Linked DNA regions of Homo sapiens: region 2 is linked to region 1. Evidence: read pairs that join two places in POLR2A ChIA-PET (ENCODE). Cell type or tissue: PC-9. All regions are shown on one strand. Each heading gives the region's core, and the rest is flanking DNA. Links, peaks and the distances in the headings are about the cores only.

What was found. ChIA-PET counts read pairs that join two places held together with the same protein. Peaks named below come from ENCODE experiments on the same cell type or tissue, not always from the same donor. Only the 100,000 strongest peaks of a DNase experiment are listed, where the experiment ranks them.
Region 2: POLR2A ChIA-PET joins it to region 1 with 23 read pairs; 2 of 35 experiments call an interaction of 5 or more read pairs at or near these places.

Annotation. Positions count from the first base shown.
Region 1 is chr16:69,524,875-69,537,021 of GRCh38, forward strand. No RefSeq gene overlaps it. Among named protein-coding and RNA genes, the nearest start is that of MIR1538, 35 kb to the right of the region's middle. RefSeq lists enhancers at 4,752-5,046, 5,034-6,233, 5,503-6,212, 5,792-6,086. In PC-9, for the core only: no CTCF peak of the experiment used is centred there; DNase peaks (open chromatin) are centred at 4,867 and 5,967; H3K4me3 peaks cover 380 bases; H3K27ac peaks cover 4,535 bases.
Region 2 is chr16:69,767,810-69,779,956 of GRCh38, forward strand. All of the region lies in intron 1 of WWP2 (WW domain containing E3 ubiquitin protein ligase 2), which reads left to right. Among named protein-coding and RNA genes, the nearest start is that of WWP2, 12 kb to the left of the region's middle. RefSeq lists an enhancer at 5,475-5,674. In PC-9, for the core only: no CTCF peak of the experiment used is centred there; no DNase peak of the experiment used is centred there.

The DNA of each region.
Region 1 (12,147 bases), core at 1,584-9,583:
TTTGGGAGGCCGAGGTGGGTGGATTGCCTGAGGTCAGGAGTTCGAGACCAGCCTGGCCAAGATGGTGAAACCCCGTGTCTACTAAAAATACAAAAATTAGCAGGGCATGGTGGTATGCACCTGTAATCCCAGCTACTCGGGAGGCTGAGGCAGGAGAATTGCTTGAACGGGGAGGTGGAGGTTGCAGTGAGCCGAGATTGTGCCACTGCACTCCAGCCTGGGCAACAGAGCGAGATCCGTCTCAAAAAAAGAAGAAGAAAATTGATGGTGTTTTGTAGCCACTAAAATATTCCTATCTTGGAACATTTGGAAAGGAGTAACCCAGGGTCAGCTTTTAAAAGTTTCGTCTCTTAAGTTTTTGTTTGTTTGTTTTTTAGAGACGGGGGTCTCCCGCTGTTGCCCAGGCTGGCCTCTGGAGTGGCTGGGCCTATAGGCACATGCCACCAAACCGGATAATTTTAAGAAAAAAATTTTTATAGAGACAGGAGTCTCCCAATGTTGCCCATGCTGGTCTCAAACTCCTGGCCTCAAGCAGTCCTCCCACCTTGGCCTCCCAAGTAGCTGGGATTACAGGTGAGAGCCATTGTGCACGGCCATCTCTTAAATTTGTAAGCTCTTCAAAGGCTAGAGTACATTTACCTCAAGGGTTGCAAACTCTAATGCTACAGGAGCCAGGCAGGTAATACCTGGAGTGAAGTGGACGGGTGTATGTAAGACAAGGAGTGATGGGGACTGTGGCAAAGCAGTGAGTGCTTGATCCATCGGGGAGAAGCTGCTACCGCTCAACACCAGCCAATTGTTTCCATGTGCAAAATTTGGGTGCAGAGTTACCAAGCTGTCCAGTTTTTAAGAGATTCTGGACATTTGGAATATTTCATGAGAAATCCTCTCAGTTGTGAATGTTGGTTATGAATTCGGCTTTAAGAAATGATCATGTAAGAAGGGTGACCAACCATCCCGGTTTGTCCAGGACTGAGTTGTTTCCTGTGATGTCTAGGATAAGGGGTTTCCTGGGATGTGGAACTTTCTTTCTCTTTTCTTTTCTTTCTTTCTTTTTTTTTTTGAGACGGAGTTTTGCTCTTGTTGCCCAGGCTGGAGTGCAATGGCGCGATCTCGGCTACCGCAACCTCCGCCTCCTAGGCTCAAGCGATTCTTCTGCCTCAGCCTCCTGAGTAGTTGGGATTCCAGGCATGCGCCACCACGCCTGGCTAATTTTTTGTGTTTTTAGTAGAGACGGGGTTTCTCCATGTTGGTGAGGCTGGTCTCGAACTCCCGAGCGCAGGTGATCTGCCCACCTTGGCCTCCCAAAATGCTGGGATTACAGGCGTGAGCCACTGCGCCCGGCTGGGATGTGGAACTTCCACTGCACATAAGGATGAGTTGGTCACCCTATGTGTGGGCCAAATAGAATTAACATGAGACCGCTGGCTCATACACAATGGTCTCATTTCACCCCAGTGAAGTATCTGTGCCCTCTAGGTCGCTATCTCCACAATCCACTTTATAGAGACTTCTACAATAAGTGTGACACAGAAAATCTATTTATTCTATGACCAGTGAAACACTCTTTCATGTCCCCTTGTGGGCCTGGCTTTGTGTGATCAATAGGATTCAGGTCTCTTCCAGCTGCGTCTGATAGCTTCTCTATGGTTGTAAAATCTTTTCTCTGCTTGGGGTGGGCAAGGCCCTCTGGGTACCCAGGAGATTATAGAGTTTTTTTTTCCTTAATCCCTCCTCTTTCACCTGAAAGAAAGGCTACATATATAATTATATGCCATTTAATGAACTTGGACCTGCTCCACATTATGAATGTGGAAACTGCAAGCATTGGAGTAGGAGGTGACTTGCTTGTGGCACGCAGCACATTGGTCTAACCTCCAGTGTCTCGTTTGCTGGCATGGTACCTGACTCTTGTATTAAGCAAAGCGAAGGGGAAGAATATTTGCTGCCTGTCTCCTGGGTGCCAGGCCCCATTCTGGGTGCTCATATGGCCCTCCTAATTCCTTACAAACTCCCAAGAGGAGGACTGGCGTTCCAGGCCACCACCCTGCCAATCCAGGCGTGCCAGGAGGGCGTATGGAATTGCCAGGTTGTCATTGCACAAGGGGAGGGGTGTACGGCTCAGAATTGAGGGAAATGCTAAGGGTCACTCATAGGCTTGAGCACGAAGCTCACCAGGTGTCCGTGCTCTGTAGGTGGGTTGCAGGGAGAGCCAGGTCCACCCCTCTGTGAAGTTGTTCTTTGATGAGATGATGCGTATTAAGTGAACTATAAACTTTTAAGAGCACATTCCATACCCACTCGAAAACATTAGGAATCATTCCCTTTGGGAAAGTTGGTAGGCTCAAGGCAGTAGAGCGTGCTGCCAGCCTAGAGGGGCCCCTGTTAGTATTTCCTCTCACCACTAGTCTGAATTCTTGTAAGGGAGCCAAAATTAGAAAGAGAAGTTTGTGTTTTATTAATACCTTTAGCCCTTACAGCTTAGGTGTCTTTGGCTCCTTTGAACATAGTGGCAGGAAGACAGGATCACATCGCCGTTCCCAGCAGAAGGTTTTTTCCTGTCAAATCTGAATTCAGATCCCATCTCTGCCACTTATCCACTGAGTGATGTGGGAGGGCAGGCCACTGAACCTCTCCTGCCCTCAGATTTCCCCTCTAGGATGAGGCTAGTGAGTCCAAGTCATGGGGCTATTATAAAGATTAAAAATGAGATGGCCAGGGGCAGTGATGTGTCTGTAATCCCAGCTATTAATACTTGAGAGGCTGAGGTGAGAGGATTGCTTGAGCCCAGGAGTTTCAGGCTACAGTGAGCTATTATGGCACCACTGCACTCCAGTTTGGGCCACAGAGTGAGACCCTATCACTAAAAAAAAAAAAAAAAAAAAAAAAAAGAGAGAGAGGCCGGGCAGGGTGGCTCACGCCTGTAATCCAAGCACTTTGGGAGGCCGAGGCAGGTGGATCACCTGAGGTCAGGAGTTTGAGACCGGCCAACATGGTGAAACCTCGTCTCTACTAAAAATACAAAAAAAAATCAGCTGGGCATGGTGACGGGCGCCTGTTGTCCTAGCTACTCAGGAGGTTGAGGCAGGAGAATCACTTGAACCCAGGAGGCGGAGGTTGCAGTGAGCCGAGATCATGCCGTTGCACTCCAGCCTGGGTGACAGAACAAGACTCCGTCTCAAAAAAAAAAAAAAAAAAAAGAAGAGAAGTAATGGAAATGATATCCTCCAACTGCAAGCAACCCAAATGAATGTCCAAATGTCCTTTAACTCTTCAACTGATATACAGATAAACAAACTGTGGTACATCCAAATAATGGAATACAACTCGCCAATAACGAGAAACAGACTATTAACATGCACGACATATGCAACAACAACAGAGATGAATCTCACATGCACTCTGCCAAGTGAGAAAAGCAAGACACAAAAGAGTGCATATTTTTGTGGAATGATGTATGATTCCATCTATGAGACATTCTAGAAAACATAAAGCTAGAAGCACAGAGAACATACCAATGGTTGCTAGGGGTTGGGGGTGGCAATAGAGGAGACTGCAAAGGGGCATCAAAGAATTTGGTGGTGGGGGTGGGAGAAGTCTTTTTTATCTTTTTTTCTTTTTTTTTGAGATGGCGTCTCACTCTGTTGCCCAGGCTGGAGTGCGGTGGTATGATCTTGGCTGACTGCAACCTCCACCTCCTGGGTTCAAGCAATTCTCCTGCCTCAGCCTCTCAAATAGCTGGAATTACAGGCATGCGCCACCATGCCCGGCTAATTTTTGTATTTTTAGTAGAGATGGGGTTTCACCACATTGGTCAGGCTGGTCTCGAATTCCTGGCCTCATGTGACCCACCCACCTCGGCCTCCCAAAGTGCTGGGATTACAGGCGTGAGCCACTGCGCCGGGCCCTTTTGCATCTTGATCATAGTAGTGGCTGTGAGACTGTATACATTTGTGACAACTTGCAGAACTGCCCACTAAAAAGGATACATTTTACTGCATGTACATTATGCATTATTAAACCTGACATTAAAAACGCAAAAGCTGAAAAAAAAACTGGGGCCTAGTTAGTGGCCCCAGAAAGAAAATACCTATAGATTCCTTTTTTTTTTTTTTTTTTTTTTTTTTTTTTTTTGAGACAGAGTTTTGCTCTTCTTGCCCATGCTGGAGTGCAGCAGTGCAATCTCGGCTCACAGCAACCTCTGCCTCCCGGGTTCAAGCAATTCTCCTGTCTCACCCTCCCAAGTAGTTGGGATTACAGGCATGCGCCACCACGCCTGGCTAATTTTGTGTTTTTAGTAGAGACGGGGTTTCTCCATGTTGGTCAGGCTGGTCTCCAACTCCCGACCTCAGGTGATCTGCCCGCCTTGGCCTCCCAAAGTGCTGGGATTACAGATGTGAGCCACTGTGCCCGGCTAGATTCCTTTAAATTCAAGTGTTTATTGCAATGTGTTCTTCCCTGTAGCATTTTTACTTTTGTAAAAAGAGCCTGAAACTTTTGTATAAAAAGAAGGGTGGCTGTGTGTGCATGTGTGCATTTATTGTATATGCATAAAGAAACTCTGGAAAGATACACAAGAAACTAATAACATCAGAGACTGTGGGAGTGGGATAAGAATTAGGGAGAAGGAGGACTTGGTAAGGGAAAGAGAAAGAAAATTGTGTGTGTGTGTGTGTGTGTGTAATGTATATAATTTTTGAACCATGTGAACAGATTACCTATAAAAACATTAAATTACCAAAAAATCAAAAGGTTGAAAAGAAAGGGAAATGCTTAATCCCTAGGTGTGACTCTCCACTGGAGGAATCTGTAGGGGGTGGGATTCTTGTGGCAGCTACATCACATGAGCGTCTGCTTCCTGGGCCTTGGCCCCACCCACCTGGTTTAGTAAACTGGAAGCAAGACTGCGTTCCCGAGCAGATGGCCCAGGGTGGCTCCTGGTCCGGTTCAACAGAGAGTAGCTCTAAGCACACGCCCTTTCTTCCCCAGACATCTCCCCAGTGTGTATTCCAGTGGTAGACATTCCTTTTAGTCTTTCACCCCACAATTGGAATAAGACTTCACATTGCAGGTTTTCACCGAAGGAGTAATGATGGGCCTAAATTCATACTTCGTTGTAAATGTCTGATATCAGATTCTTAGACTCTTTCCCAGAGACCTGTTTTGTAAGAGAGCGATCAGACCTTATGAAGGTCTCAGGCTCCTGAAATCTAGGGCAATGGAGGCTTGGAAGACACAAGTTAATTACTTCCCAGTCTTGGCCGGGCGCGATGGCTCACGCCTGTAATCCCAGCACTTTAGGAGGCCGAGGCGGGTGGATCACGAGGTCAGGAGATGAAGACCATCCTGGCTAACACGTGAAACCCCGTCTGTACTAAACATACAAAAAAATTAGCCGGGCGTGGTGGCGGGCGCCTGTAGTCCCAGCTACTCGGGAGGCTGAGGCAGGAGAATGGCGTGAACCCAGGAAGCAGAGCTTGCAGTGAGCCGAGATCGCGCCACTGCACTCCAGCCTGGGCGACAGAGCAAGACTCCGTCTCAAAAAAAAAAAAAATATATTACTTCCCAGTCCTGTTTGTGGCAGACCTAGATGAAAGTTCTAGGAAACACATGCTTTGGAATCAGCCTGAACTTGAATCTCAGGACCCAGTCTGTTCCTACCTGTGAGCCCTTGGCCAAGTATTTCTCCTCTCTCTGTCTCGTTTTCTCATCTGTGAAATGGGAATGCTAATAACACCTTTGCCGGATGAGTTGACATGAGAGTAAGAGGCGAGCTTGTGGGTGACCGCAGGCAGTGCCATGAATGACCCACTTTAGGTGCTGAGCACCCAGGAGCCCTTCTTAGTGCGATTTGCCTGGGCTGCCTTGAGACCACACATGTGATGCGGGGGTGGGGGGGAAAGGGTAACAGAGAGGAGCAGTGACATGGAACAATCCCAAGAATGAAAGCAGGGCGGCGGGGCTGACTCACCGGATGACTCACTTCCTTGCCCAGGGATGTTCTGAGCATCCACGGAGCTGCTTCTCATAGTTCTCATACCCTTGGTTCCTTCTCTGTGGGGAAGGCAGGAGGAAGATGCCCCTCCTCGCCCAGAGCAGGGATCAGAATGTGGGACCTTCTCCGTCATACCCAGAACCATGGAGACTAGCTGGCACCCCATTTTTTAATTCACAAAATAACAGTCCCCATAAGATGTAATCTTTTTAAGGAAGAATAGTTTTTGCCCCAGGAGTACAGGAGAGATTCTAGACTCCTTTTGCCCTTTTCCAAATTATCACAGGGAGATCTGGACCCCGTAGAATATTTGAAAGTGCAGAAAAATGCAAAGAAGCAGAAAAAATCACCTATAATCCTATCGTTTAAACTTTATCACAGTGATGAGTTTGGTATTTTTCCATTCTATTTTTTTTCTCTGTATTTTTTCATTATATAGTCAAGTTTCTGCAGTCTATATCAGCACTATTCAAAGGAAATATGCAAACCACAGGTGTGAACCATATATGTAATTTAAAATGCTTCAGAAGCCTCATTAAAGAAAAATAAAAACAGGTGAAATTGTGTGTGTGTGTATGTGTGTGTGTGTGTATATATATATATATATATATATATATTTTTTTTTTTTTTTTTTTTTTTTTTTTTTTTTTTTGAGATGGAGTCTCACCCAGGCTGTAGTGTAGTGGCATGATCTTGACTCACTGCAACCTCTGGGTTCAAGCGATTCTTCTGCCTTAACTTCCTGAGTAGCTGGGATGACAGGTGCCTGCCACCATACCTGGCTGAATTTTTATATTTTTAGTAGAGACGGGGTTTCGCCATGTTGGTCAGGCTTGTCTCAAACTCCTGACCTCAGGTGATCCGCCCGCCCTGGTCTCCCACAGTGCTGGGATTACACGCATGAGCCACTGCACAATATATTATATTCAACCAAATATTTCAACAATATCATTTTATCATATAATCAATATAAACATTTAGCAATTTTTATGATTATTAAATTAAAAATGAGATATTTTACATGCTTGCACATCTGAATTCAGAGTTAGCCACATTCAAGTGTTCAGTAGGCACGTGGGGCTGGTGACTACCATGTTGAACAGTGCAAGCCTGTGCAACCCCTTTTTTTTTTTTTTTGAGGCAAGGTCTTACTCTGTCACCCAGGCTGGAGTGCAGTGATATGATTATGGCTCACTGCAGCCTTGACCTTCTAGGCTCAAGTGATCCTCCAGCTTCAGCCTCCCAAGTAGCTGGACTACAGATGTATGCTGCCATACTTGGCTAATTTCTTTTTCATTTTTTTAGAGGTGGGGTCTCACTGTGTTGTCCAGGCTGGTCTCGAACTCTGGCCTCAAGCAATCCTCCTTCCCAAAGTTCTGGGATTACAGGCATGAGCCTTGTCTGGCAAGTTCATGCAATTTCTAACTTGCTTTTGTTTTTGCTTAAATTACATCCTAAGTATTTCTCATATCATAAAATCTCTTTTGAAAAAGATAACTTTTATGAATTTCAATAACATGTATTTATTATCTAATACCAAAGGTAATATATTGGTTCGTGTTTTGGTTTGGTTTTTGTTTCTGGCCATTCAAGAACAATTTATGTTAGCTGTTTGATATAATTACTTCCCGACTATTTTCTCAGCAGACATTCACATTGAACAAAAATTGGATGCATACAATATGTACTGCTTTATAACCACCCTTTTCATTTATTGATATGTTATAAACATACAATGTCAGAGTTACACATGAGCCTGTATCCAGAGCCAAGCAGCCCAAACAACTGTTCTCTTCTCAGCAGTGGGAGGGGTAGCATTTGCATCCCCACTTCTCAAAAGTGGGAACTGAGGCTTAGAAAAGTAAAATGATTTTCATGATTATGAAGTTGAGATTCAACCCAGGTCTTTTGATTTTATCTCCAGAGCCTTTCATTTTTAACATATGGTCTCCTTCTGGAAGGAGGCATGGAAGGGATCCAAGATATGCCAAAGAAGCAATTTACAAATTAACGTTTGGAGTAGCATTCTCAGTAAATTGGGACTGTCTCCACCCATAGTTTTGCCTAACAAGCTTCCCGATCACCCAGGTAAATCCTTTTCCCTCCTGCACTCACGTCTCTGCAAGGCTGCCATCTCCTTGTGGGACACTCCCTCCCCATTCCCACCATGAAACGTAACTCTGTAACTTCCAAGAAAGAATCCTGATGGTCTAAGTCAGAGTTTATCCATCTCAGCGCTATTGATATTTGAGCCACATAATTCTTTGTTTTAGGAGGTGTTCTGTACTTTGTCGGATGTTTACTATCCTGACCTCTACCACTAGGTGCCCGAAGCACTCCTCCCCCGCCCCCCAGAAGTGACATTCAAAAATGTCTGCAGACATTGCCAAATGTCCCCTGCGGGGAACATCACCCCACTTGGAGAACCACCCCTCTAAGTATTATCAGATGGAGAAAATCTTTCCTAACTCAGTCATTTGATGCTACCCACAGACTAGATAGAGCAATTACTTCTTTGTTTTTCTTTTTTTCTGAGACAGAGTCTCACTTTGTTGTCCAGGCTGGAGTGCAATGGTGTGACCTCAGCTCACTGCAACCTCCACCTCCCGGGCTCAAGCGATTCCCCTGCCTCAGCCCCTCGAGTAGCTGGGATTACAGGCATGTGCCACCACGCCCAGCTATTTTTTTGTATTTTTGGTAGAGATGGGGTTTCATCATGTTGTCCAGGCTGGTCTTGAACTCCTGACCTCAAGTGATCGCCTGCCTCTGCCTCCCAAAGTGCTGGGATTACAGGTGTGAGCCATTGTGCTGGCCAACAATGCCTTCTTATGCAGACTGCATTGCTCAGAAAGATAGGAACGTTTTCTCTCCATCATTGAGTCTCCAGTGTCTGCGTATAGTAAGCACTCAACAAATGTGTACACAATTAAGGATGCTGGTGATTTTTTTTTTTTTAATCTTACATCAAGCTTTTCAAGACTGAGCTAATTGCACACATGTCCTATATCGTGATGCCCTTTAAAGAGCATTTCTATCTTTTCCTGGACTCCTTTTCTCCTGGAGTCCTGTGCCTTTCAGATTCTGATACTCAATCTATTATTTTCTTATACCAAAGAGAATGATATGGCAATCTTAGCAATTACATCCTTGAATGTCATATTACATTTGTATTGTGCACATATGCCATATGCTAGATTGATAAATATTTCTATAAGGCAAAAGAAAGATGATTTTTAACATGTGTATCGTATGCCATCTTTTGAACATACCATGATCAATCATTTTCTAATTATGGGCATTTAAATTGTTTCCAGTTTTCACTGTAAATAATACTACAAGCCATGTGTGGTGGCTCATGCCTGTAATCCCAGCAATTTGGGAGGCCAAGGCGGGCAGATCACTTGAGGTCAGGAGTTCGAGACCAGCCAAGGCTAACATGGTGAAACCCCATCTCTACTAAAAATACAAAAATTGGCCAGGCATGATGGTGCACGCCTGTAGTCCCAGCCACTCGGGAAGCTGAGGCAGGAGAATCACTTGAATCCAGGAGGTAGAAGTTGCAATGAGTGAGATTGAGCCACTGCACTCTAGCCTGGGCGATAGAGAAAGACTATCTCAAAAAAAAAAAAAAAAAAAAAAGGAAAGGATTTGGTGTGAGCTGAATGTATTCTGTTTTGAATTTGATTTTTATTATTATTATTTTTTTTTAGACAGAGTTTCGCTCTTGTTGCCCAGGCTGGAGTGCAGTGGCATGATCGTGGCTCACTGCAACCTCTGCATCCCAGGTTCAAGCAATTCTCCTGCCTCAGCCTCCCGAGTACCTGGGATTACAGGCATGCGACCACACCCAGCTAATTTTTTGTATTTAGTAGAGAGGGGGTTTCACCATGTTGGTCAGGCTGGTTTTGAACTCCCAACCTCAGGTGATCTGCCCACCTTGGCCTCCCAAGGTACTGGGATTACAGTCGTGCACCACCGCACCCAGTGATGCGGAATTGTTTCTTAGCTGGTTATGGAATATGAATGGGTAAGATACCTCTCCTCTTTGGGCTCAGTTTCCTCATCTGTGAAATGGGCATGATAATTGTACTGAACATTCCTCACAAAGTGATGTGAGGAACAAGTGAGAGCACAGAAAAGTGCTTAATGCAGGGTTTGGCACAGAGTGAAGGACAGTAAGACAGACTGTAGTTTCCTCCTTTCTAAGGTGCAAAACTTAGTTTGTTTTTCTAGGGAATTATTCTGAACACCACTCTGCTATTGTATCCAAAGGTGATTTTTCTGTTGGGAAGGTCACACAGGGCTCAATATCCTGAATTGCCCAGCAGCCAGTGGTGAAAAACTCAGCATATTGTTGTCCTGATTTCCTCCCATTCAGAGGCCCCTGCAAGTGGTGACTGGCTAGATGATTCACAGATCCCTCCCAGAAATTTCATTTTGACCTTAAATGTGTGAAAATTCCATTCCTAGCAAGTGGAGCACATTGCTTTGAGAAAGAAAGCTGAATGTATTTTGTTTGGAATCCTCTGCTATTGGTTCACACCAAAGGACCCAAAATGCGCACCCATCATCTGCAGAATATGGGCTTGCTAGAACATGTTATGAGATCTCATACTCCTGTGTTTCCTGATATTTACAGAACATACCTCCGTTCGCATCCTTCACTGCTGACAACCTGAAACATCCTCAATCACACTCGTTATTTTCTACAACGATCATGGCCATGGCCAGCATCACCTTCCTCTTGGCATAGGATAGAGGGAAGGAGGAGGGCTGGTGTTGTCCATAGAGAGCCTTCATGCTAAGTAAAGGGTGGCACCTGTCCTTTAAGCAGACACAGCCCCTGCCAGAGCGTGTGACTTGGAGAACACAAACGGGCTCCCACTCATCCACTCCACAGCTCTAGCAGACCCTGCAAACAGCATGGCCTTTGGAGTTAGGTGGAGTCAGAGTCTGCTTTAAATCTAGTCCCTGATATTTACTGTTTACTAGCTGTGGCTCTGGGCCAGGTACTTAACCTCTCTGAGCCTCGGTTTCCTCATTTGATTGTCATGCCCATTTCATATGATTGTTATCATATGATTATCTCTCATTGTTGAAATGAGATAGAATATTTTAAAACTCTGTGTATTTGAATTAACATAAATATACCCAAAGACACACTCTGCTATTAAAAGTGGTTGGAAATTAGGGGCAGCATCATAAGGCAGAAAGAAAGAACTTTAATTCTTTTTTTGGTGGTGGTTTCTTTAAACACTTCTGTTTTGTTTGAACCTGTTTTTATGCACATTTATTACGTCTTTTTTAAATGATATTTTTATTTTGAAATAATTTTAGATTTACAGAACAGATACAAAAATAGTACAGAGATTCTGTATATTCCTCACCCAGTTCCCACTAATGTGATCATCTTATATAACCATGGAACACTTGTCAAAACTAAGAAGCCCATATTAGTTTATTACTGCTAATTAAACACCAGACTTCATTAGGATTTCACTGGTTTATCTACTAACATCCTTTTTTTGTTCAGGATCCCCACATTGCATATATATCAATATATATGTAAAATATAAATTAATATGTATATTATATTGTCTTTTGTTGTTCTCAAATATAGGGGAAAGAGGAGATCAAGATGCTTGAGAATTACTCTGCCACAAATAACTGTGCAGTTTTATTTTTGTTTATTTTTGTTTTGAGACAGGGTCTTGCTCTATCACCCAGGCTGGAGTGCAGTGGTGCAATCACAGCTCACTGCAGCCTCAGCTTCCTGGGCTTAAGTGATCCTCCTGCCTCAGCCTCCCAAAGTGCTGGAATTACAGGCATGAGCCACCATGCCCAGGCAGCTGTACACTTTTGAGCCAGATACTTCCTCTCTCTGGACCATAGTCTCCTCATCTATAAAAGAAGTGGGTACTGCCAGACGCGGTGGCTCACGCCTGTAATCCCAGCACTTTGGGAAGTCGAGGCGGGCAGATCACGAGGTCATGAAATCCAGACCATCCTGACTAACATGATGAAAATACACTAAAAATACAAAAAATTAGCCAGGCATGGTGGCATACGCCTGTAGTCCCAGCTACTAGGGAGGCTGAGGCAGGAGAATCACTTGAACCTGGGAGACAGAGGTTCCAGTGAGCTGAGATCGT
Region 2 (12,147 bases), core at 1,687-9,686, 240 kb after region 1:
TGGACTCTGAAATTTCTTTTCTTTCTTCTTTATTTGTTTTGCTTTTGAGACAAGGTCTCATTCTGTCACCCAGGCTGAAGTACAGTGGCATGATCATGGCTCACTGCAGCCTCAACCTTTTGAGCTCAAGTGATCCTCCCATCTTAGCCTTCCAAGTAGCTGAGACTATAGGCATGTGCCACCATGCCTAGCTAATTTTTAACTTTTTTGTAGAGATGGGGTCCCACTATGTTACTCAGACTGGTCTTGAACTCCGGGCTCAAGTGATCCTCCTGCCTCAGCCTCCCAAAGTGTTTGGGGTTACAGGTGTGAGCCACCACAACTGGCTAGGGCTCTGGAATTTCTGAAAGATGGGAACAAAAGGGAAGATGTTTCCCCTGGATGATGGGACAGGTTAGATTCTAACCAAAATCTTTTTAGAAGGTTGCAGTTCCCTGTTTTTCACCCCACCGCAGTTTATAGCAAATATTCAGTGATTTAAATCATTACTACTAATAATAACTATTAGGAAAATACCAGCCAGGCATGGTGGCTCACACCTATAATCCCAGCACTTTAGGAGGCCGAGGTGGGTAGATCACCTGAAGTCAGGAGTTTAAGACCAGCCTGGCCAACATGGAGAAACCCCGTCTCTACTAAAAATACAAAAAATTAGCTAGGCGTGGTGGCAGACACCTGTAATCCCAGCTACTTGGGAGCCTGAGGCAGGAGAATCGCTTGAACCCAGGAGGCGGAGGTTGCAGTGAGCCGAGATTGCATCACTGCCCTCTAGCCTGGGCAACAAGAGCGAAACTCCTTCTCAAAAATAATTAAATAAATAAAAAATAACAAGTACCAAGACATGGCAGTCCTGACCTAGGGCCCGTCCTCTTCCTCAAGTCACCCATGCCTTTTGCTTCTTGTTTTGTCTTCAGATCTGCTTTCCAGTCAGCCTCTTTTATTCTTAGCCTGTAATTCCACGGGGCTTCCAATAGTGTACCTCCCTGCTCCCTCCCGTTTTCTCTTTTTCCGTGCTTAGTCTTTGTAAGGATGTCATTTGGCAAAGTTGATTCTGTTTGATTGTTTTTCAATATGGGCCTTTGGAGAATGGAAGGTAGTAACTCAATGCTGGACAGAGGAAGGAGGCCAAGAAAGAAGCATTAGTGTTGGAGTAGCATGAGCCTGTGAAGAACAGGAGAATCTTTTGGACAGAGCTTTTCCTTGCATATCTTTCAAGAAATGAGTGCAGGCTGGGCGCAGTGGCTCACGCCTGTAATCCCAGCACTTTGGGAGGCCAAGGCGGGTGGATCATGAGGTCAGGAGATCGAGACCATCCTGGCTAACGTGATGAAACCCATCTCTACTAAAAATACAAAAAACTAGTCAGGCGTGGTGACAGGCACCTGTAATCCCCGCTACTCGGAAGGCTGAGGCAAGAGAATTGCTTGAACCCGGGAGGTGGAGGTTTGCAGTGAGCCGAGATTGCACCACTCACTCCAGCCTGGGTGACAGAGCAAGACTCCATCTCAAAAAAAAAAAAAAAAAAAAAATAGAAGTGGGTGCAAGGTTTATCTCTAGTTAGAAATAAGCTCTGCCTGTTTCTACAGCTGGTTAATTAGAAATAAAATCTTTGTGAACCCATGGATTATATTGAAAAAAATTTTTTAAAACAAGAAATAAAATATTGATACTGGTGTGTAATTTCTGCTTTTCCCTGGCTCCTTCTACACAGGTCTTTTCATCTCAAGATCGGTGTTCACTGGTTTCTTGACTCAGAGCTGGGTCAAGAATTTTAGGAATTGAGGTGCTTGTAATGCCAGAGCCAAGAATTTCAGTATCGAGAAGTGGTTTTGTTTGTAGTTGATATTTGAAGAGCTCTTACTGTGTGTCCTCTGCTTTACCTGAATTCATGTAGTCAGTACAGTAATCTTATAAAGTAAGTACTATTATTGGGTTCATTTCACAGATGAGAAAACTGAGATTTAGAGAGGGTAGGTATGATTTTGTGAAATATATATTTAGTCTTCCTCCCATTTCCTGGCCTATAACTCCTAAAATCATTGAAATCTCCCAAGTGATCAGTGTCTTTTTTTTTTTTTTTTTTGAGATAGAATCTCGCTGTGTCGCCCAGGCTAGAGTGCAATGGCATAATCTCGGCTCGCTGCAGCCTCTAAGCGATTCCCGTGCCTCAGCCTCCCAAGTAGCTGGGGCTACAGGCACATGCCGTCATACCCAGCTAATTTTTGTATTTTTAGTAGAGATGGGATTTCGCCGTGTTGGCCAGGCTGGTCTCGAACTCCTGAGCTCAGGTGATCTGTCTGCCTTGGCCTCCCAAAGTGCTGAGATTACAGGTGTGAGCCACCACACCTGGTCAGTGTCTTTTTGTGTGCTAATAATTGACCTTTGGTTGGGGACTCCTGGATAGTCTCAGGATTTGGGGGCCAGTGGCCAGGGAAACCAGCCTTGTAGTTAGAGGGTTGGCACTTTTAGTCCCACACCCAGCCTCTGGGACAGGGAGAGGGACTGAAAGTTGACTTGATCTGCAGTGGCAGTGACTTAATTGATCATGCCTGCGTAATGAAGCTTCCATAAAAACCCTGAAGGACTGGGTTTGGGGAGCTTCTGGATGGCTGCACACGTGGAGGTTCTTGGAGGATGGCACCCTCAGAGAGGGCTTGGAGGCTCTGTGCCCCTTCTCACATGCCTCGCCCTACGTCTCTTCATTTGTATCCTTCATAATATCCTTTATAATAAATCAGTAAATGCAAATAAAGTGTTTCCTTGAGTCCTGTGAGTTGCTCTAGCAAATTTATCAATCCTAAGAACCTCGATTTATAGCCGGTTGGTCAGAAGCACGGGTAAAACAACCTGGAGCTTGCAATTGATGTCGCAAGTCAGGGGCAGTCTTGGGGAACTAAACCTGTGGGATCTGATGCTATTTCCAGGTGGATAGTGTAGGAACTGAATTAGAGGACACCCAGCTGGTGTCTGCCAGCTGCAGAATTGATTGCTTACTTGGTATGTGGGGCTCCCACACATCTGGTGTCAGAAGTATTCTGTGGGGCTGGGCGTGGTGGCTCACACCTGTAATCCCAGCACTTTGGGAGGCAGAGGTAGGAGGATCGCTTGAGCCCAGGAGTTTGAGATCAACCCGGGCAGCATAGTGAAATCCTGTCTCTATTAAAAAAAAAAAAAAAAGGTAGTATTCTGTGTTGTGAGAGTATAGCAGGAAGAAACTGAGTTTGCTTTTTCCTCTCCATCCTCTCAGTAAGTAACTTGCTCTGGATCACTCAAAGGCAAATGAGTGGTTCAGCTTATTAGCCTCCAGAAGATTGACAGGTCTGAAAGGTTGTTGCTGAGGTAGGGTGATAAAAGTGATCAGGTGCTTCAGGTATTGCAGGAGCTGCCACTAGCTTAATCTGATGTGTAGTTGTTTTCTCCTGTCAAAAGTTCTGTAATAATTATTATTTTTCTTTTTGAGATGAAATCTTGCTGTGTCTCCCAGGCTGGAGTGCAGTGTGCTATCTTGGCTCACTGCAACCTCCGCCTCCCGGGTTCAAGCTATTCTCTTGCCTCAGCTCCTGAGTAGCTGGGATTACAGGTGCCTGCCACCATGCCCGGCTAATTTTTGTATTTTTAGTAGAGACGGGGTTTCCCCATGTTGGCCAGGCTGGTCTCGAAATCCTGACCTCAAGTGATCCACCCGCCTGGGCCTCCTAAAGTGCTGGGATTATAGGCATGAGGCACAGAGCCTGAAGGACTGTAGCTTTGTAGTAAGTTTTAAAATTGGAAAGTGTTAGTCATCCAACTTTGTTCTTTTTCAAGATTGTTTTGGCGATTCTGGGTTCCTTGCATTTCCTTACTTTAGGATCAGCTTGTCAATTGCTGAAAAACAATTCTCTTTTTCTCTCTGTTTGTTTTTATATCTGGCTTTTTGGCCAAGGACTTCTGCAATGTTTGTTGACATTTAGGTGTGAAGTACACATGTATGCTAGGACCCAAGTGCGGGAAGGTGAGTTGGGTGGGGGAAATTGACCTTTTCAGTTTATAATGTAGACTTTCACTGTCTCGCTGGGTCAATATGGTGCCTTATCCCTATTGTCAACTATGCCTGAAGTCTTGAGTTTGGTTTCACCTGTTGAGAAACTAAAAGTCTTTTTAGTCTTTTTTTTTTTTTTTTTTTTTTTTTTGAGACAGAGTCTTGCTCTTGTTGCCCAGGCTGGAGTGTAATGGTGTGATCTTAGCTCACCATGACCTGTCTCCCAGGTTCAAGCTATTCTCCTGCCTCGGCCTATCCCAAGTAGCTGGGATTACAGGCACGCACCACTACACCTGGCTAATTTTGTATTTTTAGTAAAGACAGGGTTTCATCATGTTGGTCAGGCTGGTCTCGAACTCCCGAACTTGGGTGATCCGCCTGCCTCGGCCTCCCAAAGTGCTGGACTAAAAGTCTGCTTGGGATTAGGAAGGGGCAACTGCTTGGTTGAACTGGGTGGGGAGGGGACTCTGGGACTCTAATCATTCCCAAGATAGGCTTTTGCCAGTCCTCCTGTTTTTAGCCCCACTTCTGCCCTTACTTTCGGAGGTACCTGTACTACTGATGCAGGGCACGTGAGCCCCAAAACTGGGGGTTAGTCTGGGTAGGTTCTTGGCTTTGCCCTGGAAAGAATTCAAGGGCAAGCTGGTAGTAGAAGAAAACAGCTTTATTGAGGCAGCAGAGTTACAGCTCCGTGACTGCTCCTGCAGAGCAGGGCTACGCTATAGGCAGTGTGTCCCTAGTAGCAGCTCAGGGGCAGTTTTGCTGTCATATTTATACCCAGTTTTAATTATATGCAAGTTAAGGAGTGGGCTATTAGACATTTCTAGAAAAGTGGTAACTTCTGGGGCATTACCATGGCATTGGCACACTGTCATGGCACTGGTGGGTGTGTCTTGTGGGGAGGTGCTTTTGGTGCCTCTTCCCTGTTTCAGCCAGTCTTCAGTCTGGTCCTGAGTCGAGTCCTCCCTCCTGCCTCACCACCAGTGATTGACCCTTTCTGGAATTCTTCATTGCCAGTCTGCTTGCCTTCTGTTGACCTCTCTTGTGGGCAGCTAAGTTTCAGTTTCGACACACTGGAACCATTTTCCAAAATTTTGCTGCTGTTTCCGTTGTGTTTTTTTCCCTTTCTGTGGGTTTTCACCTTTTTGTATTGCTTCCTGTCATTTTGATGGAGTTTGAGAAGGGAACAGAGATAAATGTATGTGTAGTCTGCTCTGTGTATTGAGAGCTCCTGGAAGGCTAAGGGAAGAACTGGCCTCTGGGAAGACGCTAGTGTCGCTACTACTTTGTTTCCTTAGCAACAGTCCTGACGGGGAGCTCCTTCATTGTATTCTGTTCCTACCGATACACGTTGCTCCTTTTTTTTTTTTGAGATGACTCTCATGCTGTCGCTCAGGCTGGAGTGCAATGGCACAATCTTGGCTCACTGCAACCTTCGCCTCCCAGGTTCAAGTGATTCTCCTGCCTCAGCCTCCCAAGTAGCTGAGATTACAGGCACTCACTACCACACCCAGATAATTTTTTTATTTTTAGTAGAGATTGGGTTTCACTATGTTGGCCGGGCTGATCTCGAACTCTTGACCTCATGTGGTCCACCCACCTCGGCCTCCCAAAGTGCTAGAATTACAGGCATGAGCCACCACGCCCAGCCACCTTTTCTTTTTTTTCTTTTGAAACAGGGTCTTCCTCTGTTGCTCAGGCTGGAGTGCAGTGGAGTGATTACAGCTCACTGCAGCCTTGACCTCCTGGGTTCTGGTGATTTCCCACCTCAGCCTCCTGAGTAGCTGGGACTACAGGCATGCACCACCATGTCTGACTAATTTTTTGTATTTTTTGTAGAAATGGGGTTTCTCTATGTTGCCTAGACTGGTCTCGAATTCCTGGGCTCAAGCAGTCTGCCCACATCAGCCTCCCAAAGTGCTTGGATTACAGGCATGAGCCACTACACCCAGCTGCCCCAGTTTTTCATTTGCATAATTTTCTATGCAAATTTTTTGCATTTTTTTAGTTCAGCCAAATTAGCTGAGGTCTAAAGCACTCCTTTTAGTGCAGTCACATTAGTTGAGGTTTCAACAAATTCATTAACAGTAAACCAGTGGTCCTCAACCCAGCTTCATATTAGGATCACTTGGGGAATTTTTAAATAACACAGCTGTCCCTGGCCCACCCCAGACCAATTAAATGGGAATCTCTGAGGGTAGGGTTTGGTGGTCAGTGTTGTTTTTTTTTAATGCTCCCCAGATAATTCAGATGTCTAGAAAGGATGGAGAACCACTGCTCCAAGGCATTTGATCCTTCATTAAGGATAATTTAACCTAACTCTACACATTCAATTACATCTGTTATCTTATTGTTATTCTTTCCATCTTACATTTCCACCCAACATTGGCCTCTTTCCTTCCTTGTATTCCCCAGACATGCTGTCACCTCAACAGCATTTTTTTTTTGAGACAGGGTCTTGCTCTGTCACCTAGCTGGAGTGCAGTGGCGTGATCATAGCTCACTGCAGCCTAGACCTCCCAGGCTCAAGCGATCCTCCCACCTCACCTCAGCCTCCCGAGTAACTGTGACTACAGGCATGTGCCACCATGGCTAATTTTTGTGGTTTTTGTTGAGACGAGGTTTTGCCCTATTGTTCAGGCTGGTCTCGAACTCCTGGATTCAAGTGATCCACCTGACTTGGCCTCCTAAGGTGCTGGGATTACATGCATGAGCCACCACTGCTGGCCATCATACCCTTTTATCTATCTGAATGTTTTGCAGATACTCTCAGTTTCTTCCTTCAGCTTCTTCAGATCTTTGCTCAAATGTCACCTTCTCAGTGAGACCTTCCTGTTCATGCCTTTTTAATTTCTATTTTGGCCAGGTGCTGTGGCTTACGTTTATAATCCCATCACTTTGGGAGGCCAAGGCAGGAGGATGGCTTGAGCCTAGGAGTTCAAGACCAGTCTGGACAACTTGGTAAAATCCTATCTCTACTAAAAATACCAAAATTAGCCAGGCATGGTGGCATGTACCTGTAACCCTAGCTACTCAGGAGGCTGAGGCATGAGAATCACTTGAATCTGGGAGGTGGAGGTGCAGTGAGCTGAGATCACGCCACAGCACTCCAGCCTGGGTGACAGAGCAAGACTGTCTCAAAAAAAAAAAAAAAAGAAAAGAAAAGAAAAAGTGAAAAGCATGCAAATTTATATCATATAAATTTACGTGACTAAGACCTGGAGAAACAGATAATGTGTATTTATGTTTAGGTTTGATGAAGAGTGGACAATCGTGGAGAAATACGATTGGACAAAAGGGGTATGATTGACTGGTAATACACTGGGGGAAATTTAACAAGTCCTATTTGTTCAGATTCTTCTCTGTGTCCTTTTGTTTTCAGAGAAGGATATTTCTTTCCTTGGGGTATAAGGAGGGCATCTCTCAAAGGAGGGTCATATGACCCGTTTCAGGGGAAGGTCAGAAAATCTTTCATAGGCTTTATGACCTGCTTTATGGGAGAAGGGTGAGAGGAAGCTGAGAGTGACTTCCTGCTTTTCCTGTTTTCTTAAATGCCAAGGTGTCATGTTTTGGGGTAAGGTATCTTAAACCCCATCAGCCATGTCCTGTCTACTGATGAGCCCATCAAGGCATTCTTCACTTCTATTACAGTGTTTATGATTTCTAGCATTTTCTGTTGACTCTTATAGTTGCTATATCTCTCCTTACATTGCCCATCTATTCTCATGTGTTGTCTGCTGTTTCCATTAGAGCCCTGAACCTAGTAATCATAGTTATTTTGCATTACCTGTTTGATTATTCTAAAATCTGTCCTATCTGAGTCAGGTTCTGATGCTTGCTTTATTTCTTTTTCACACTGTTTCTTCTTGCCTTTTAGTGTGTTTTGTAATTTTTCATTGAGAGCTAGACATTGACCTTCTTCCTGCTGATCAGTTCCTCTTCCTTACCCCTCCCTAGTTCTTGTTTAAAAAAGAAAGCTGGACATGATGTATTAGGTAATAGGAAATGAGATAAATAGTCCATTAGTATTGTTAGTATGGTGTTTCATGTTAATCTGGCTAAGAGTTGGTCTGTGTTTAATGATTGCTGTAACTGTTGGTATCTGAGGCTTCAAATTCCTCTAGTGTCCTTGTTTCTGTCTCCCCTGTTATCTTTGGTTTTCCCTAAAAACTCCTTCTTAAATAGAGTGTATGCCTTTCAGCCCTAATTCCCTGTTGTTGTACTGGAGCCCTGTTGGTGTGACAGCAAAGTATGGGGGAGGGGAAGCATTCTATAGCCTCATGGTCAAATCCTAGTCTTTTAGTGGGCCTGTGTCCCAGGCTATGACTGTCACTCATATTTAACTGTTTTTCTCCCCTTAGATGAAACAGAAAGGCTAAAGAGGGCTGGAGTCAGGGGACTTCTCTTCCACCAGGTAGGATAAGGCTCTGGTAAAGTCTTCTTCCCTGGAGAGTAGGCCATTGCTCTGGGCCTATTTCACTATGGTTACTTCCCACAACTAGAGCTAGGAGGGAATCTTTCTTGACTCTTTACCAGGATAATCTTGTAAAGAAGGATTTTTTCTTCTGTTTTATTCAGCAGTATACCACTAGCACCAAAACCAGTGCAGAGTACATAATAGATGCTCAATAAATATTTGTCAAATGAATGAATGCCTCTTATCTAAGCTCTAGAGATTGTTACCTAGATGTGGGAAGTTTCTTAACTTATAATGATAATAGGCCGGGCGCAGTGGCTTACGCCTGTAATCCCAGCACTTTGGGAGGCCAAGGTGGGCGGATCACCTGAGGTCAGGTGTTCGAGACCAGCCTTAACATGGAGAAACCCCGTCTCTACTAAAAATACAAAACATTAGCTGGGCGTGGTGGTGCATGCCTGTAATCCCAGCTACTCTGGAGGCTGAGGCAGGAGAATTGCTTGAACCTGGGAGGCGGAGGTTGTGGTGAGCCGAGATTGTGCCATTGCACTCCAGCCTGGGCAACAAGAGCGAAATTCCATCTCGAAAAAAAAAAAATAAAAAAAATTATAATAAACTGATGACATTTCTCTGAATGAAATTAGTCCCTAGTGTAGTATTTGCTTATTAGGTTCTGTAGTGTTTGTTTAATCTAAAACCCTACCTTAGATGGGATTGTTGTAGACCAGTAGTCTCAAGCTTTTTTGACTGCAACCTTTAGTAAGACATACATTTTATATCTTAAAACAGTATATGTGTGTGTGTGTATATATATGTATGTATATTTATTTTAAAACAGTATATGGATATATATATACACATATGTGTATATACAATACACATATGGATATATATACACATATGTGTATATACAATACACATATGGATATACACATATGTGTATATACAATATACATATGGAGATATCATATATGCACCTATTAATATATATACATGTATATTTATTTGGTAAAACTTTTTGTGAAATAATACTTTCCTTTGTGTGTGATATACTTTTATATTTTCTTTTTTTTTGAAACGGAGTCTCATTCTGTCACCCAGGCTGGAGTGCAGTGGTGCGGTCTTGGCTTATTGCAACCTCTGCCTCCTGGGTTCAAGCAATTCTCCTGCCTCAGCCTCCTTATTAACTGGGATTACAGGCACCTGCCACCACGACCAGATAATTTTTGTGTTTTTAGTAGAGATGGGGTTTCACCCTGTTGGCGAGGCTGGTCTCGAACTCCTGACCTCAAGCAATTCACCCACCTCAGCCTCCCAAAGTGTTGGGATTACAGGCATGAGCCACCGTGCTCGGCCTATATTTTCTTTTAAAAAAATCTTTTTATTTATTATAGTTTGGTATACAACTTTTATAGTTTCTACCCTATTAGTTTGTATTTTATTTTTAAAATGCTTGTCAAGATTTATGTAGAGGATAAGTTCAGAGGAAATATGTTGTTTGTATTTATATTATATATAAATATGTTATTTATATTTTTGAGACCAAGTGTGGTGGCTCATGCTTGTAATCCCATCACTTTGGGAGGCTGAGGTGGGAGGATTGCCTGAGCTCAAGAGTTCCAGATCAGCCTGAACAACATAGGGACCCCCTTCATCTGTACAAAAAATTTAAAAAATTAGGTGAGTCTGGTGGCTGGTGCCTGTAGTCCCAGCCTTTTAGAAGGCTGAGGTGAGAGGATTGCTTGAGCCCAGGAGGTTGAGGCTGCAGTGAGCCATGATTGTGCCACTGCACTCCAGCTTGGGGTGACAGAGTGAAACCCTGTCTCAAATATATATATATATATATACACACACACACACACATGTATATACATACACATAGATACACACACACACACATATATACATACACACTCATACTATAAATAAATATATATATATATATATATTTTTTTTTTTTTGAGAAATTTCAATAGATCTACCAGACTTAGTAAAGGGGGACATTTTGACTTTCCCATCCCCCTCCCAATAAGTCCATTAGTTTCTTCAATAATGAAATACTTTGTTCATCTGGTAACCTTTAGTTATATTTTAAACATTGACCCCCTTCTCCCTCTTCCAGCAAAGCTTATGCTCACTCAGAGTTTTGGAGTGATTAGGATGCAATTACTTTCCATGGCTATTAGCAGGGGAGAAATTACTTGAGTACGTGTACGGAGTCATCTGTTCGTGTTGCTGAGACAGAGTGTGAAGTCTGGGCCTCAGGTTTCCTAAGCTTCTTGTAGTGGATAGTGGGGATTTGGACCTAATACGCATTAGGAACCTTGTCTAAGATGGGAGGCAAAAGCTGAGAGGTCGAAAGTACTTTGATGGGGATGGGATCTGTTCCTTTCTATAGTTACGGTTATTTCTCTTGAGACAGAGTCTCGCTCTGTTGCCCAGGCTGGAGTGCAGTGGTGCGATCTCGGCTCACTGCAACGTCCACCTCCCGGGTTCAAGCAATTCTCCTGCCTCAGCCTCCCGAGTAGCTGGGATTATAGTTGCGCCACCACTCCTCGCTAATTTTTGTATTTTTCATAGAGACGGGGGTCTCACCATGTTGGCCAGGCTGGTCTTGAACTCCTGCCCTCAAGTGATCCGCATGCCTGAGCCTCCCAAAGTGCTGGGATTACAGGTGTGAGCTGTCACACCTGGCCGGTTATTTATTTATTTATTTATTTTTTGAGATGGAGTCTCGCTCTGTTGCCCAGGCTGGAGTGCAATGGTGCAATCTTGGCTCACTGCAACCTCCACCTCCTAGGTTCAAGAAATTCTCCTGCCTCAGCCTCCCAAGCAGCTGGGATTACAGGTGCCCGCCACCACACCCGGCTAATTTGTTATATTTTTAGTAGAGATGGGGTTTCACCATGTTGGCCAGGCTGGTCTCAAACTTCTGACCTCAGGTGATCCACCTGCCTCGGCCTCCCGAAGTGCTGGGATTACAGGCGTGAGCCACTGTGCGTGGCCCCGGCCGGTTATTTTTCTTTATGCATCAATTGGAAAGGTTTTACAATTCCAAATGCCTACATTATATAATGTCAGGGTGGTATCTTGCTCATTAGATCTGGAACTCCAGACAAAGCTCTATAGAATAACATGGATTACTGTTATATAAGCAGTGGACTGCAATTTTAAAAGACACTGGAGAAAGAAAACATGGTGATGTTTTATCTACCCTGTTTCTCCTGCCTTCCCAGTTGCCTTTGTTCCTTCTGAGCCTTCTTTAGAATTTATCTGATTGTTTTAGTTTTGCGGCCCTGAAGTGTAGATCAAAAAGTTTGGTCTTTCTTCTGTTGAACAGGCCATGTATGGGCTTCAAGTTCCATTCTCTAAGAGTCAGGACCAAAGGCTCAAAACTGCTACAGTTCAGGAGAACAAGATAGTTTAAAAACTACCATTAGTTGAGTTGCCTTAGGAAAGAAAGAGTCCCAATAGAAGTAAAGATTTCTAAAATATTCTTTCATTTTTAAAGTCTGTAAATAATGGATTTCCAGCGTTTAGTGCTTTAACCCCTGTTAACTAAAAGCCCCAAGGCTCAATTTATAATTATTTATAATCTTTCCTGCATTATTCAAGATACGATCTTTTGCTTCCCCTTAAAATTATTGTTCAATTATGAAAGAGATCAAACATATAAAATGGTTAGAGATGAAGATAACAAACAGTCATAAAA